Linked DNA regions of Homo sapiens: region 1 is linked to region 2. A link is an interaction called in ENCODE POLR2A ChIA-PET data of the cell type or tissue named here. Cell type or tissue: OCI-LY7. All regions are shown on one strand. Each heading gives the region's core, and the rest is flanking DNA. Links, peaks and the distances in the headings are about the cores only.

Region 1 (4,000 bases), core at 1-4,000, 980 kb before region 2:
GCAAACACATTGTTTCACCATCATATATACATACACACCAAGAAAACTTAGTTCCTGTTAGTGAAGTCTATCTCTGTGTGTTTGCGAAAACTCAATTTGCAGCTGGGGAAAGTGGTATTTATTTGAAGGAGCTTATTGCTGAAAGTGAATCATAAATCTGCTGGCTGTTGAGACTTCAAGGCAGAAGAACAGAGGCAATTATTAGTCTGAATGTTCCACTGACGATATGAAATCTTTGTCTTTCAAAGCATTTGTTTAAGTAAGAAAAAGTTTGCCCAGGCTGCAGAACATTCTATTGTGGGAAGAGAAACTTCTGAAACCTCCAAAGCTTATTTATATATTTGCTAGGCTTCTCTCTGCCAACTTTCTCCTCTCCCAGAGCGTCCGTTAATGCTAAGAAAAGCCTCCGAAAAGCACACATTATAAGCAGAGAAAAATCTTAATGAATGTAATATATTTGGCAAATCTGTTTTATCTACTGAGGAGATTTCCTTCCTCTCTTCATCACTCATCTCTTTTGTTTCTTCTTTTTTTAATGTTGTTCCCCTTGATTTGTCCTTCTTCCTATGGAATTCATTTTTCTCTCGTCCCAAAGATAAAAAATAGAATCCCAAACAATATCGTGACTTTCATTCTCTTGCCATTATGTTCTGTCTCTTCCTACCTAATTTTCTTCCTTAGAAGAGGGAGCCTTAAGAGCACAGTGTTAACTTCCCCTCTCTAGCCTAACCAGAGGAGACATATCCAGTGCAAAAGCCAGCTCCCAACTATGCACAGTTAAGCTGTACACTTTATAGGTGGTCCTTGGCCAAGGAACATGGCAAGCTCGCCTCCCCTGTCACTCAGCATGCTCCTCCCCTCAGCTGGTGTGTACTCAATAAGTACTAAGCCATCTTAGGGCCGGGCGCAGTGGCTTATGCCTGTAATCCCAGCACTCTGGGAGGCCGAGGTGGGTAGATCACTTCAGGCCAGGAGTTCAAGACCAGACTGGCCAACATGGAGAAACCCCATCTCTACTAAAAATACAAAAATGAGCCCGGTGTGGTGGCACATGCTTGTAATCCCAGCTACTCAGGATGCTGAGACATGAGAATTGCTTGAACCTGGGAGGTGGAGGTTGCATTGAGCCGAGATCACACCACTGCACTCCAGCCTGGGTGACAGAGTGAGAATCCATCTCAAAAAAAAAAAAAAAGTTACTAAGCCATCTTTATATAGACCTGAACACCCCAACATCAACTGTCAGCCATAGAAAGCAAACATTTACTCATATAAAGCATTCCAAATCCAAATTCAAAAGATTTGGAGTTATCTGGACAATTTCCCCCTGACACTAGTAAGCTTAAGTGACAGCAGAATGTGTTTGTATATCTTTGTACACAATTTGATTCACCTTTCTATTGCAGCTGTGCAACCTAAAAATACAGCTGTGACCTGAGATTCTCTTAACACCTTGCTAATCAGAGCATAGTACCCAGGCCAGCAGCAGCAACATCACCTGGGGAGCCCTAGCCTCAGGCTTACTGAATCAGAAATTTTATTTTAACAAGATCTCCAGGTGGCTTGCTTGCACATCAGGGTCTGAGCAGCTCAGTTAACACTAAGCATAAAAGTGGCACCTGGAGGTTGGGTTTGAGAAGTGAGGGGCTGCACCTACTAAGCCTGCTGCTTCTGCTTTGTCAACCCTCTGCAGGGTGGTTGGTACCTCTCACGTGTCGCCATGCTCCCCATCCCCTTCCCTGACTCTAGTTGTTGTCACCTCTCCATCTGTTGGCTACACCAGACTACTAGGGTCTTGGTCTTGGTAACTGCAGGTGACACTAGTGTATGGGCCAGCCATGCTCTTTCCTCCCTGCTGGGTCTGCCTGTACCTGTGTGAGCTGTTATCACAGAGACTGATAACTTGACATTTACAGTTTCTTTCCCAGAGAGGAACACAAGACATTTCATGAAAGCTGCACATAATCCTCCTCAATCCCCTGTAGAATGGGGAGGGAAAGTGCATTTTAAAATAATCCCATTTTGGTTATCCCACCTCAATGCTATTCTCTCCCCTTCTAGAATAAAAGAAAATAAAAAACTAAAGAGGCATTGCCCCTGAAGAATGTGTGTGTGTGTGTGTGTGTGTGTGTGTGTGTGTGTGTGTGTGTGTGTGTGTGTGTATGCGTGCAATAATTCTGAGTTTCAGGAAAGGCTTCTAGGTTGAAGCAACTTCTGAAACAACTCCAGATTCTTCACAGGATTTCTTCTGAATCTCGGATGATAGGCACTTATTTGGGCACTCCTTTTCCCCACACCTCAAGCCCTGACTACCCCCCGGAGCCCATATTCCCACGGGCACAAAGGCTGGAGACCGTGTGTAACAAACAGGTCCCTTGAGCTTTGCTTCAGCTTCACCCTAAAACACAAACCCAAGCCACATCTTTAGCTTTTCTGCCAACAATCTCCCCACTCAGGTGTTCTAAGTGCTTCTCCAAAGGCATTCCCATGCATTTTAGTTTTTTTTTTCTCTCATCATCCCAAGCAGCCTCCCTTATTAGGTGATTAACTTGGAATTACAACCTCTTTATTTCTTTTCTTTTAGGCACATGAGGACATTGCAGGGCAGGGACAGGCTGGTTCAAAGAGTGAACTTCTCCCAGACAGCAAGGGGTCCAATCAGTTCGCTGTGGTTTTCCCCCTGAGTAACCTAACAGTCCCTGGAGGCCACAGCTCCTCTTCTGGACACCCAGCATCTTGGCCAGCCCAGAGAGGAAAGCAAGGTCTGGAAGCCTCCCAAGGGGTCACATCTCCTGTTGGGTCATTAAGCATCCACACCTCCTCCTAGCGACACCTATAAGTGATGTCAGAGTGTGTACTTCCATACAGTCCTAAGATTTTTTTTAATGCCTTCAAAAACAAAAATAAAGAGATACACTCTTCTCCTACCTCAACATGGCTACAAACACAGTTCCACGTTAGCCTCCTAGAAGGGCAGGAATAAGGGAGGTGAAAATGGAAAAGGTAAGGAGTAGGACTAGACAACTCAATGTCTCACAGAGGTACTCACCATTTGTAGTTCATTGAATGAAGCATCTGGGTCTCCAAAATCCTCTGGCATAGCCTCTTTAAGAACACAACAGTGACTTCCTGAACTCCCCACTGAGCCACCTAACATTCGCAGAGCTCTTCCTGCCTCTTTCTGAAGCCCCCGTCTTACCACCAGATGATAGGAGGGCCTTCTCTCCCTGCCGCCAAAACGAAAGTTGCCTCTCTGAAATAAAACCTTTCACCTGAGATTCCATTTAATTTAAATCCCGGTAATTCAGCTGATACAGAGATGTGTTACCAACAAGAAGGAATGTCTTTGTTTGACTGAGCCCCAGCAGGGAGGCATAACTTCGACTCTGGCCATGTGGGCGATTTTTCTGTGAGCTTCGGGGGCTTGAAGAAAGAAATTCCAATTTGAATATCTTAAAATTCTTGGAAGGATCTGGCTAGCAATAGGGAGTGCCTTGCTTCCCACAGATTAACTCAAATGGACAATAAGATCAGTCTAAATGGTTCCTATGCATATTTCTGGAATAGTTCAAAATGGAATGTCCTTTTCCACAATGCATGTTTTAACACATTCTTTAAATCTACTAAAGAGCAGAACAAATCCTAAGAATGTACTTCATTTTAGTCTTAATTCATTCCATAGTTAGAAGCTATAAGATTGGATGGCACACAATCTTACGATTATTATTTCAGTTACGTGCAAGAAATATTTGCTGTTTCCACTAAGTGCTTGGAGGCAGCATGTAGGACACCAAAGTGTGAAACTCAATCTGCTACACATGGTTGTAACCCACGTAAAGCCAGGCTGGCGTTTTCTCACCTAGAAGTCAGCCTCAAAGAAATACAGTCAAAAATAGCCAATAAGCAAATTATATCTTTATTGAAATCTATTGAAATTTACCCAAAGAGATCCCACTCATAACACACAGCAAAACTTATTGAAACCATTCCTCCTGCCACT
Region 2 (12,959 bases), core at 4,421-8,420:
GACAATGTACTCTATAATAAAATTCCTTAGGAATTAATTTTAATAGCTTTCATTTATAATTAAAATCTAGATGGCATTTATATATTGACAAATGAATACAATTTAACCTTAAGTATAAGAAGAAAATGCCAGCCTTAAAAATACATTTTAACTACTTAACTATTTTTATACGAATGCACTTGAGATTAATCTAATATAGTCCATATATCTTGCAGTCAGTTCAATGTAACAAGATTATTAAAACTGGTTTAGAAATAGGAGGGTGTTTATGAGATTATCTGTCACCCTTGTATTGTGAAGCCTGAGCGCTTGATTACTCTGCATGTTTGCTCTTGTGTAATGACAAGCACGTCCCGTGGAGCCAATTACTGCCTCCACTTTACTTAAGTGATCCTCCATCCCATCAAGAAGATATTCAACCTGATTCTTAGAAAAGTGTGAGTATTTGAAGTAGTTCCAGTGAAGGTGGTAAATTTCCTAACTTGAAAGCACTTTCTTATGATTGCAATGACAATGGTTAAAGAAATAAAACTTCAGAAAAGATTCCACATGAAAGCAACTTAGAATATGAGTAATTATACCTTAACTACAATCCTCAGTGATCAAAAGATAAGCAAGGTTTCCCAAGCATCTTTCTGTGGAGCATGCACTCTAATGAGAAAGAGAAGCCATGCATACTCTGATAAAAAGGCAAGAAAATTATATTTATGAATTACCAGCTATGTTTCAGGCTATAAAGTTGAGAATTCCCAACCTGAAAATCTGAAATCCGAAATGCTCCCAAATCTAATTTTTTGAACACCTACATGACACCACAAGTAGAAAATTTTGACTGTATTTTGACAAGCCACAGTCAAAATACAGTCAAAATTTTGTTTTGTGCACAAAATTATTAAAAATATTGTATAAAATTACATTCATGCTTTGTATAGAAGGTGTATATAAATAACAAATGAATTTCATGTTTAGATTTGGGTCCCAACTACAAGATGTTTCATTATATATATGCAAACATTCCAAATCCAAAAATAATTGAAATCTGAAACACTTCCGGTCACAAGCATTTCAGATAAGGGATACCTAAACTGTAGTAGTACAGTGTATAATTTAATCTTGCTACAGTCTTATAGGGTGGTTATTAAAAATCTGAGTTTCTAGGTGAGGAAGTTGACATCAGGGAGGTCAGAAATTGCAAAACTGGGACTTGAGACCAGGTCCATCTAACTTCAAAACCTGTTATCTGAAAGGATTCTAAAAATGCAAACCTGAGAGTGCATGATGATGTAGAATATATTATCACATCACATATCCAGCTTTGCTGAAGAACAGGGTGTTCTGCACAATATGAGGCATTGAATATAATTGAATCCTACACCAATACTGATTTGTTTGGCATTTGAGTCTGATTTCAAGTGGGAAAACAGAAGTGTTGTTTGTAAAACTTATGAATTAATAAGTTCTGAGAATCAAAAGGACTGACCTCAAACAAATTCAGGAAATTATATTTACTCTTATTTCTGTCTTAGTCCTGGACAGTTGACGTTGCTAGATAAGTTTCAAACTACTACACAATTGCTGAGAAAATTGGGGTGGTAGGAAAAAGAGGAAACTGATTTCTATTAGTAAAACTAGTTGATGACCCATAGAGACTGCTCAAACTTTGAGTGGGTTCATATTTATAGGAATAAAGATGAGAGACCTCCAAATCTTTTCCTGATCCAATAAATATTTTGTTTATAAAATATCTGACATTAGAAATGTGTAGGGGTGGGGACAACAAAAAAAATGCTGAGACAAAATAGGCAAGAGAATCCAAATGTAATGTTGACCTTTGATCCTTCATCTCCATTGCTTAAGATTTTATTCTCCCAATTGTCTTAAGAGGTCTTAAGCAACAAACATAAGTGTTCAAAAAACTACAGAGCTCTGTTAGAGCTAGGCATAGCACTTGACTTAGTATCCTCCCAAAGCAAAATTTTGCAGATAGACAACACATACTACATAAAACGGTGTTTCCTCTTGCTCATTTTAAATTTACCTCCCATTAATTTCATTGCCTGTCCCTTCCCAATTGTCAAGCAAAAGCAGTATGATCAGATTTCATCAAAATAACTTAGACCACTTAAATCAATGTGTATTAGACTTTTCTTCTTTCTGTGCCAGGGTACTCTGGAATTTTATGCTCTCTTTTAGTAACTGCTCTTCTCTGGTACCAATTGACTGGTGCATTTATCATGACCTGTATTCCAACTGACACACCACAACAATTCCTGGGAATACAGTGAATTTAACATTAAGATTGTAAGATCAGCTGACATTCTAAGATTCTTACAGACAGGGCTTACGTGTATTTATTTTGGTATGACCACAGCAGCAAACACAATGTCTGCATCACAATAGGACAAGGTGAGAGCTAAAATTTAATATGTATCTGCATATGTTAGACTTTTATGTATATGCCATCGTGCATCTCTACACTCATCCTCTATTAGTATTCTCATTTCTGTCAATGGGGAAACTGAGTAAGTCACCTAAGATCAAGCAGCTGGTAAATAACAGAGCCAAGATTTGAATTCATGTCTGTCTGACTTTTTTTTTTTTTACCATGTGATTTACCAACCACACTCAGTACCCAAAATATTACTTGTGGAATGCCATTTTCACAGGGTTGTTTATCACACCTCTAATTAAACCTACCCTTGAGAGGGAAAAAACTGCAACTCAGCAAAACTGTAATTCACAACTAGCCTAATGGCCAAGTGGAATGGTACATGCCATGGTCAATCACTTAGCACGTAAGTAGTGTGTGATGAAGAGGTAAAAATTGAGGCACACACAGAGCCAGCCTCTGTTAATAACAATGATTCTTTGGGGACTGAGTCTCCACTTTCATTTTAACTACCACTGTAGAAAAATGATAAATAAAGTCAGTAGGTAGGATGGCAATATGATAGGTAGAAAGAGAAGAAAAAATAATTTGTGTATTTGTTTACCACTAAAATGCCCTTAAGAGGCAGCTTTGTCCAAGTGGCACTTTTAACATTTATTTTTACTTTTAATAATCATGTGTATTATATTTTTATGGCTCAATGGCACTATATGTTTGAAGAATTTTAGAACATTAATATCCAATGTTACCTAAGTCTAGCTGTGGACTTCATGCATGAAACACCATTCCAGCACAGAAGCACTCCTAGCTTGAATATCCTCAGTATTGAGGAACTTACTATCACACGGGGCAGCCACTCTATCTTTGAATAAAGATAGAATGAGTAAAGTTGATAAGAAAAGAAATTCTTACCTTCACATCAATCAAAGATCTGTATTCTTACAATATCCCTGAAATTATTCTGTAAGCAGGCCTGAAAGAATTACGTGGCAACATATGTTGCTAGGCTGGTTCGTTGGGTTTTGGCAAAGTCCTCAGTGTTTGTCAGCATTTCTATGTGAGAGAACTGGCTACATAGTCTATCTTGGAGCTAATATCATACTTGGGTCACTAAACATATGTATGAAATTTTGAGAATTGTTTCTTAATTTTTCAGTTTTAAAATCTAATGCAAACCTGTATTTCAGAAAAAAAGTATTGCTTGACCTTTTTAAAAATTATCACTTAATTAACATGGGGCCCAGCCGAGTTAGAATAACTTCTCACTTGTTCCAACATAAGAGAAACAAGCAAGGTACTCCTACCAGGGTGTCACTTAGACCTGCATATTCTTTTTAGTGATTGCAATGTTACTTCTTAGCCACCCAGGCCAATCCACCATAAAACAATCATTCTCCAACTTTCCTGGTCTTAAGAGTCACTTGGATTGCTTGTTTAAAAGGCATATTTGTTGAGCTCTGCCTCCAGAAATACTGATTTAGTAGCATGGAGCCGAGGAATCTTCATTTTTCACCAGCGCTGGAAGTGATTCTGATGCAAGTGATTTGTAGACCACATTTTGAGAAAAATTCCCTAATGTTAGCAGTTGTAATGATGCAGGTAGTTCATTCAGTTTTGCTTCAGTACAAAACTGCAAGGATAATACTATTGGGTTTTCTAGATATAGGATCATGCCATCTGCAAACAGGGATAGTTTGACTTCCTCTCTTCCTATTTGGATGCTGTTTTTCACACTGCTGTAAAGATACTACCTGAGACTGGGTTATTTATAAAGAAAAGAGGTTTAACTGACTCGCAGTTTCGCATGGCTGAGGAGGCCTCAGGAAACTTACAATCATGGTGGAAGGCAAAGGGGAAGCAAGGCACATCTTACATGGCAGCAGGAGAGAGACACAGTAAAGGGGGAATTGCCACACTCTAAGACCATCAGGTCTCGTGAGAACTCACCCACTATCATGAAAACAGCATGCTGGGAACCAACCCCATGATCCAATCACCTCCCACTAGGTCCCTCCCTTGACATATCAGGATTACAATTCAAGATGAGATTTGGGTGGGAACACAGCCAAACCATAGCAGATGCCCTTTCTTTCTTTCTCTTGCCTGACTGCACTGGCCAGAACTTCTGATACTATGTTGAATAGGAATAAGGAGGGCATGCTTGTCTTGTGCTGATTTTCAAGGAGAATGCTTCCAGCTTTGACCATTAAAAAGAATGAGATTATATCCTTTGCAGGGACATGGATGGAGCTGGAGACCATTATCCTTAGCAAACTAACACAGGAACAGAAAACCAAATTCTGCATGTTCTCACTTATAAGTGGGAGCTAAATGACGAGAACACATGGACACACAGAGGGGAACAACACACGCTGATATCTTTTGGAGGATGGAGGGTGGGAGGAGGGAGAGAGTCAGGAAAAATAATGGGTACTAGGCTTAATACCTGGGTGATGAAATAATCTGGACAACAAACCTCCATGATACAAGTTTACCTATGCAGCAAACATACTTGTATCCCTGAACATAAAATAAAAGTTAAAAAAGAAGAAAATTGCAAGGATGGTAAGATTTGGGGCTCTTTCATAACTTTTCAAATATGTCAACTGAGAATATCAAAATGAATCACCAGCCTTTTTTGTTTGGGGTGTGTTCCTGTGTGTTTGTCACAAAATTCACATACTTTTCAACTGTGCCTGCCTTACACTAAAATAGTCATTATACCCAGCTGTATAGGCCCAGCTATATACATATATATGTATATATATGTGTGTGTATGTGTTTGTGTGTGTCTGGGGGCTCCACACACATTTGGTGTCAATACTGAAGTAATGCAAATATCTCTGTATTGGCTACAAAACTCAAACAAGAAAAATGAATAGATTTGGATCTGATATGGCCTTCCACTTTGGCTCTGAACTTTAGTTGTAAGGAAGAAAATAATACTTAGTAAGAGTAATATATAAAATAGTGATTGTAAAACCAACTATTTGTGAAATAGTCTGCCAAGTATTATGGGATACATAAAGATGATTAACACACAGTTCTTGCAAAATTGGAGCCCACAACTTAGCAGAAGTTGTTAATCACTTTGGTCAGGTGAATGTTTCACTGAATAAGAAATATTAGTGTATTAAGTCATCAGATTCTTTAATGCTTTGAAGTGCTTCATACTGAGCTCTACATAAAATAGAAACTTCGTGTGTGTGCATGTGTGTCTATATATATACATATTTGAAGACAGGGTCTCACTATCTTGCCAAGGCTGGTCTCAAACACCTAGGCTCTAGCAATCCTTTGGCCTCAGCCTCCCGAGTACCTGGGACTACAGGCACATGCCTAGCACATAGAAAAACTTCACTGGTGTCCAAGGTGGCTGAATAGGAAGAGCTCTGGTCTGCAGTTCCCAGTGAGATCGATGCAGAAGATGGGTGATTTCTGCATTTCCAACTGAGGTACCTGGTTCATCTCATTGAGACTGGTTGGACAGTGGGTGCAGCCCACAGAGGGCGAGCTGAAGCAGGGCGGGGTGTTGCCTCACCCAGGAAGTGCAAGGGGTTGGGGGATTTCCCCTTCCTAGCCAAGGGAAACTGTGACAGACTGTACCTGGAGAAATGGTACACTCCTGATCAAATACTGCACTTTTCCCACAGTCTTAGCAACTGGCAGACCAGGAGATACCTTCCCTTGCCTGGCTTGGTGGGTCCCACACCCACGGATCCTTGCTCACTGCTAGTGCAGCAGTCTGAGATCAACATGCAATGCTGCAGCTTGACGGGGGGAGGGGCATCCGTCACTGTTGAGGCTTGAGTAGCTCACAGTGTGAACAAAGCAGCCGGGAAGCTCCAAATGGGTGGAGCCCACTGCAGCTTAGCAAGGCCTACTGCCTCTCTAGATTCCACCTCTGGGGGAAGGGCATAGCAGAACAAAAGGCAGCAGACAGTTTCTGCAGATTTAAATGTCCCTGTCTGACAGCTCGGAAGAAAGCAGTGGTTCTCTCAGCACAGCGTTTGAGCTCCAAGAACAGACAGACTGCCTCCTCAAGCAGGTCCCTGACCCCTGTGTAGCCTGACTGGGAGACATCTCCCAGTAGGGGCCAACAGACACCTCAAAGAGGTGGGTGCTCCTCTGGGACAAAGCTTCCAGAGGAAGGATCAGGCAGCAATATTTGCTGTTCTGCAGCCTCTACTAGTGATACCCAGGCAAACAGGGTCTGGAGTGGGCCTCCAGCAAACTCCAGCAGACCTGCAGCTGAGGGGCTTGACTGTTAGAAGGAAAACTAATAAACAGAAAGGAATAGCATCTACAGCAACGAAAAGGACATCCACACCAAAACCCCATCTGTATAGGTCACCAACATCAAAGACCAAAGGTAGATAAAACCAAAAAAATGGGAGAAACCACTGCAGAAAAGCTGAAAATTCCAAAAACCAGAATGCCTCTTCTCCTCCAAAGGATTGCAGCTCCTCGCCAGCAAGTGAACAAAACTAGACAGAGAATGAGTTTGATGAGTTGACAGAAGTAGCCTTCAGAAGGTTGGAATAACAAACTCCTCTGAGCTAAAGGATCATATTCTAACCCATCTCAAGGAAGCTAAAAACCCTGAAAAAAGGTTAGACAAATGGCTAACTAGAATAAACGGTGTAAAGAAGACTTTAAATGACCTGATGGAACTGAAAACCAAAGCACAAGAACCTCATGATGCATGCACAAGCATCAATAGCTGATTTGATCAAGTGGAAGAAAGGATAACAGTGATGGAAGATCAAATAAATGAAATAAAGCAAGAAGACAAGATTAGAGAAAAAAGAGTGAAAAGAAATGAACAAAGCCTCCAAGAAATATGGGACTATGTGAAAAGACCAAATATACATTTGATTGGTGTACCAGAAAGTGACAGGGAGAATGAACCAAGTTAGAAAACACTCTTCAGGATATTATCTAGGAGAACTTCCCGAATCTAGCAAGGCAGGCCAACATTCAAATTCAGGAAATACAGAGAACACCACAAAGATACTCCTCAAGAAGAGCAACCCCAAGACACATAATCATCAGATTCAACAAGGTTGAAATGAAGGAAAAAATGTTAAGGGCAGCCAGAGAGAAAGGTTGGGTTACCCACAAAGGGAAGCCCATTAGACTAACAGTGGATCTCTTGGCAGAAACATTACAAGCAAGAAGAGAGTGGGGGCCGATATTCAACATTCTTAAAGAAAAGAATTTTCAACCCAGAATCTCATATCCAGCCAAATTATGCTTCATAAATGAAGGAGAAATAAAATCCTTTACAGACAAGCAAATGCTGAGAGATTTTGTCACCACCAGGCCTACCTTACAAGAGCTCCTGAAGAAAGCACTAAACATGGAAAGGAACAACCGGTACCAGCCACTGCAAAAACATGCCAAATTGTAAAGACCATCAACGCTATGAGGAAACTGTGGAATTAACAGGCAAAATAACCAGCTAACATAATGATAGGGTCAAATTCAAAGATAACAATATTAACCTTAAATGTAAATAGGCTAAATGTCCCTATTAAAAGACACAGACTGGAAAATTGGATAAAGAGCCAAGACCCATCAGTGTGCTGTATTCAGGAGACACATCTCACATGCAGAGACACACATAGGCTCAAAATAAAGGGATGGAGGAAGATCTACCAAGCAAATGGAAAACAAAAAAAAGCACGGATTGCAATCCTAGTCTCTGATAAAACAGATTTTAAACCAACAAGATCAAAAGAGACAAAGAAGGCCACTATATAATGGTAAACGGATCAATTCAACAAGAAGAGCTAACTATCCTAAATATATAGGCACCCAATACAGGAGTAACCAGAATCATAAAGCAAGTCCTTAGAGACCGACAAAGAGACATAGACTCCCATACAATAATAATGATAGACTTTAACACCCCACTGCCAATATTAGACAGATCAATAAGAGAGAAAGTTAACAAGGATATCCAGGACTTGAACTCAGCTCTGGACCAAGCGGACATAATAGACATCTACAGAACTGCATACCCCAAATCTTCTCAGCACCACATCCCACTTATTCTAAAATTGACCACATAGTTAGAAGTAAAACACTCCTCAGCAAATGTAAAAGAGCAGAAATCATAACAAACCGTCTCTAAAACCACAGTGCAATCAAATTAGAACTCAGGATTAAGAAATTCACTCAAAACTGCTCAACTACGTGGAAACTGAACAACCTGCTCCTGAGTGACTACTGGGTAAATAACAAAATGAAGGCAGAAATAAAGATGTTCTTTGAAACCAATGAGAACAAAGACACATTGTACCAGAATCTCTGGGATACATTTAAAGCAGCGTGTAGAGGGAAACTTATAGCACTAAATGCCCACAAGAGAAAGCAGGAAAGATCTAAAATTGACACGCTAACATCACAATTAAAAGAACTAGAGAAACAAGAGCAAACAAATTCAAAAGCTAGCAGAAGACAAGAAATAATTAAGATCAGAGCAGAATTGAAGGAGATAGAGACACAAAAAATCCTTCACAAAATCAATGAATCCAGGAGCTGGTTTTTTGAAAAGATCAACAAAATTGATATACCACTAGCAAGACTAATAAAGAAGAAAAGAGAGAAGAATCAAACAGATGCAATAAAAAATGATAAAGGGGATATCACCACCAATCCCACAGAAATACAAACTACCATCAGAGAATACTATAAACACCTCTACGCAAATGAAGTAGAAAATCTAGAAGAAATGGGTAAATTCCTGGACACATACACCTTCCCAAGACTAAACCAGGAAGAAGTTGAATCTCTGAATAGACCAATAACAGGTTCTGAAATTGAGGCAATAATAAATAGCCTACCAACTAAAAAAAGTCCAGGACAAGACAAATTCACAGCCGAGTTCTACCAGAGGTACAAAGAGGAACTGGTACCATTCCTTCTGAAACTTTTCCAATCAATAGAAAAAGAGGGAATCCTCCCTAACTCATTTTATGAGGCCAGCATCATCTTGATACCAAAGCCTGGCAGAGACACAACAACAAAAGAGAATTTTATGCCAATATCCCTGATGAACATTGATGTGAAAATCCTCAGTAAAATACTAGCAAACTGAATCCAGCAGCACATCAAGAAGCTTATCCACCACGATCAGATTGGCTTCATCCCTGGGAGGCCAGGTTGGTTCAACATACACAAATCAATAAATGTAATCCATCACATAAACAGAACCAACAACAAAAAGGACATGATTATCTCAGTAGATGCAGAAAAGGCCTTTGACAAAATTCAACAGCCCTTCATGCTAAAAACTCTCAATAAACTAGGTATTGATGGAATGTATCTCAAAATAATAAGAGCTATTTATGACAAACCCACAGCCAATATCATACTGAACGGGCAAAAACTGGAAGCATTCCCTTTGAAAACCGGCGAAAGACAGGGATGCCCTCTCTCACCACTCCTATTCAAAATAGTGTTGGAAGTTCTGGCCAGAGCAATCAGGCAAGAGAATGACATAAATCAATTAGAAAAAGAGGAAGTCAAATTGTCTCTGTTTGCAGATGATATGATTGTATATTTAGAAAACCCAATCATTTTAGCCCAAAATCTCCTTAAGCTGATAAGCAACTTCAGCAAAATCTCAGGATACAAAATCAATCTGCAAAAATCACAAGCATTCCTATACACCAATAATAGACAAACAGAAAGTCAAAACATGAGTGAACTCCCATTCACAATTACTACAAAGAGAATAAAATACCTAGGAATCCAATTTACAAGGGATGTGAAGGACCTCTTTAACCAGAACTACAAACCACTGCTCAATGAAATAAAAGAGGACACAAACAAATGGAAGAACATTCCATGCTCATGGATAAGAAGAATCAATATCGTGAAAATGGCCACACCACCCAAGGTAATTTATAGATTCAATGCTATCCCCATCAAGTTGCCACTGACTTTCTTCACAGAATTGGAAAAACTACTTTACAATTCATATGGAACCAAAAAAGAGCCTGTGGAGCCAAGACAATCCTAAGCAAAAAGAACAAACCAGGAGGCATCATGCTATCTGACTTCAAATTATTCTACAAGGCTACAGTAAACAAAACAGCATGATTCTGGTACCAAAACAGATATATAGACCAATGGAACAGAACAGAGGCCTCAGATATAACAACACACATCTACAACCATCTGATCTTCAACAAACCTGACAAAAACAAGCAATGGGGAAAGGATTCCCTATTTAATAAATGGTGCTGGGAAAACTGGCTAGCCATATGTAGAAAGCTGAAACTGGATCCCTTCCTCACACCATATACAAAAATTAACTCAAGATGGCTTAATGACTTTAATGTAAGACCTAACACCATAAAAATCCTAGAAGAAAACCTAGGCAATACCATTCAGGACATAGGCATGGGCAAAGACTTCATGACTAAAACACCAAAAGCAATGGCAACAAAAGCCAGAATAGACAAATGGGATCTAATTAAACTAAAGAGATTCCACACAGCAAAAGAAAAGGCAACCTACAGAATGCGAGAAAATTTTTGCAATCTACCCATCTGACAAAGGGTTAATATCCAAAATCTACAAAGAACTTAAACAAATTTACAAGAGAAAAACAAATAATCCCATCAAAAAGTGGGCAAAGGTTATGAACAGACACTTCTCAAAAGAAGACATCTATCTAGCCAACAGACACATGAAAAAATGCTCATCCTCACTGGTCATCAGAGAAATGCAAATCAAAACCACAGTGAGATACCATCTCAAGCCAGTTAGAATGGCGATCATTAAAAAGTCAGGAAACAACAGATGCTGGAGAGGACGTGGAGAAATAGGAATGCTTTTACACTGTTTGTGGGAGCATAAATTAGTTCAACCATTGTGGAAGACAGTGTGGCGATTCCTCAAGGATCTAGAACTAGAAATACCATTTGACCCAGCCATCCCATTACTGGGTATATACCTAAAGGATCATAAATCATGTTACTATGAAGACACATGCACACGTATGTTTATTGTGGCACTATTCACAATAGCAAAGACTTGGAACCAACCCAAATGTCCACCAGTGATAGACTGGATTAAGAAAATGTGGCACATATACACCATGGAATACTATGCAGCCATTAAAAGGATGAGCTCATGTCCTTTGCAGGGACATGGATGAAGCAGGAAACCATCATTCTCAGCAAACTGTCACAAGGACAGAAAACCAAACACCACATGTTCTCACTCATAAGTGAACAATGAGAACACATGGACACAGGGTGGGGAACATCACATGCAAGGGCCTCTTGCGGGGTGGGGAGCTGGGGGAGGGATAGCATTAGGAGAAATACCTAATGTAAATGACGAGTTGATGGGTGCAGCAAACCAACATGGCACATGTATACCTATGTAACAAACCTGCACATTGTGCACATGTACCCTAGCACTTAAAGTATAATAATAAAAAAAAGACTTACAACCAACAGAGAGTTTGAAATATATTTAAATTAAAAGTATTATTAAAAAATTCTAAAAAAAAAAAAGAAAAACTTCACTGGCATAGTAAAATAGCACATGGGAAAAAATCCTCTCAATTTGCTAAGTCAATATTCTTATAACTGATGTTGCTTATATGTCATTGTTGTTAGATCTGAGAGTGGAAGGAAATAATTTGTAGTTATTGTTATAATGAAAAAAATGCAATTATCTAAAGATTCCTATCATTTTCTCACTACTCCTTAAGCACATTTATTCATTATAATGTAGAGGAAGGTTGCCTTACTTGTGGTCTCACCATTCATCTCTTTAAGTTCGTTGTTGATTCCAACATCTATGGAACTCATTATTTTGTCAATCTGTAAGAAACAAAAACCATTTAAATGGATTGTTACATTCACTTTTAACATTGTATTTTAAAATAAGTTTCAAATGAAGGGAGCAAATATTTTTGATGTTATTACCACAGTGTTCCACAGTTAAGAGATGCATAGCGAAATATTTAAAGGAAAGCAAACATCTTTCGGATTGTTTTATTAAAATGTAAAGTATGTTCCCCTTTCTTAAACTTTCAAAATTAGTTTGCCTTTTCTTTGTGTTTCTTGAAATAAACTTTGTACTTGGATAGATTGGTCATTTAGGAACTGTGTATTCTTCAAACTCAGAAGGACTGTAGATAAATTCATGTGACAAAGTCTCTGCTCTCTGGCACCCTTCTTCTTCTGCCTAAGAACATGCATCCCATCTAACTGGTAAAGGAGCAGGTTTCAGGGTGTGGAGAGCACGGCCACAGGAGCAAAGTTTTCTGTTTTTTGTTTCGACAGAATCTCACTGTGTTGCCCAGGCTACAGTGCTGTGGCACCATCTCAGCTCACTGCAACCTCCGCCGCCCAGGTCCAAATGAGTCTCGTGCCTCAGCCTCCCAAGTAGCTGGGATTACAGGCATATGCCACCACACCTGGCTAATTTTTGTGTTTTTAGTAGAGATGTGATTTTGCCATGTTGGCCAGGATGTTTCTGAACTCCTGGCCTCAAGTGATCTACCTGCCTCGGCGTCCCAAAGTGCTAGGATTACAGG

Evidence for each region. Peaks named below come from ENCODE experiments on the same cell type or tissue, not always from the same donor. Only the 100,000 strongest peaks of a DNase experiment are listed, where the experiment ranks them.
Region 1: POLR2A ChIA-PET joins it to region 2 with 7 read pairs; 1 of 35 experiments calls an interaction of 5 or more read pairs at or near these places.

Annotation. Positions count from the first base shown.
Region 1 is chr12:98,259,677-98,263,676 of GRCh38, forward strand. No RefSeq gene overlaps it. Among named protein-coding and RNA genes, the nearest start is that of TRD-GTC1-1, 240 kb to the right of the region's middle. In OCI-LY7, for the core only: a CTCF peak has its summit at 1,475; DNase peaks (open chromatin) are centred at 155, 805 and 1,565; H3K4me3 peaks cover 3,104 bases; H3K27ac peaks cover 3,903 bases.
Region 2 is chr12:99,232,175-99,245,133 of GRCh38, forward strand. It overlaps ANKS1B (ankyrin repeat and sterile alpha motif domain containing 1B), which reads right to left. Exons shown (of 27, transcript NM_001352186.2): 14 at 12,168-12,240. Among named protein-coding and RNA genes, the nearest start is that of GARIN6, 410 kb to the right of the region's middle. In OCI-LY7, for the core only: no CTCF peak of the experiment used is centred there; a DNase peak (open chromatin) is centred at 6,207; H3K4me3 peaks cover 338 bases.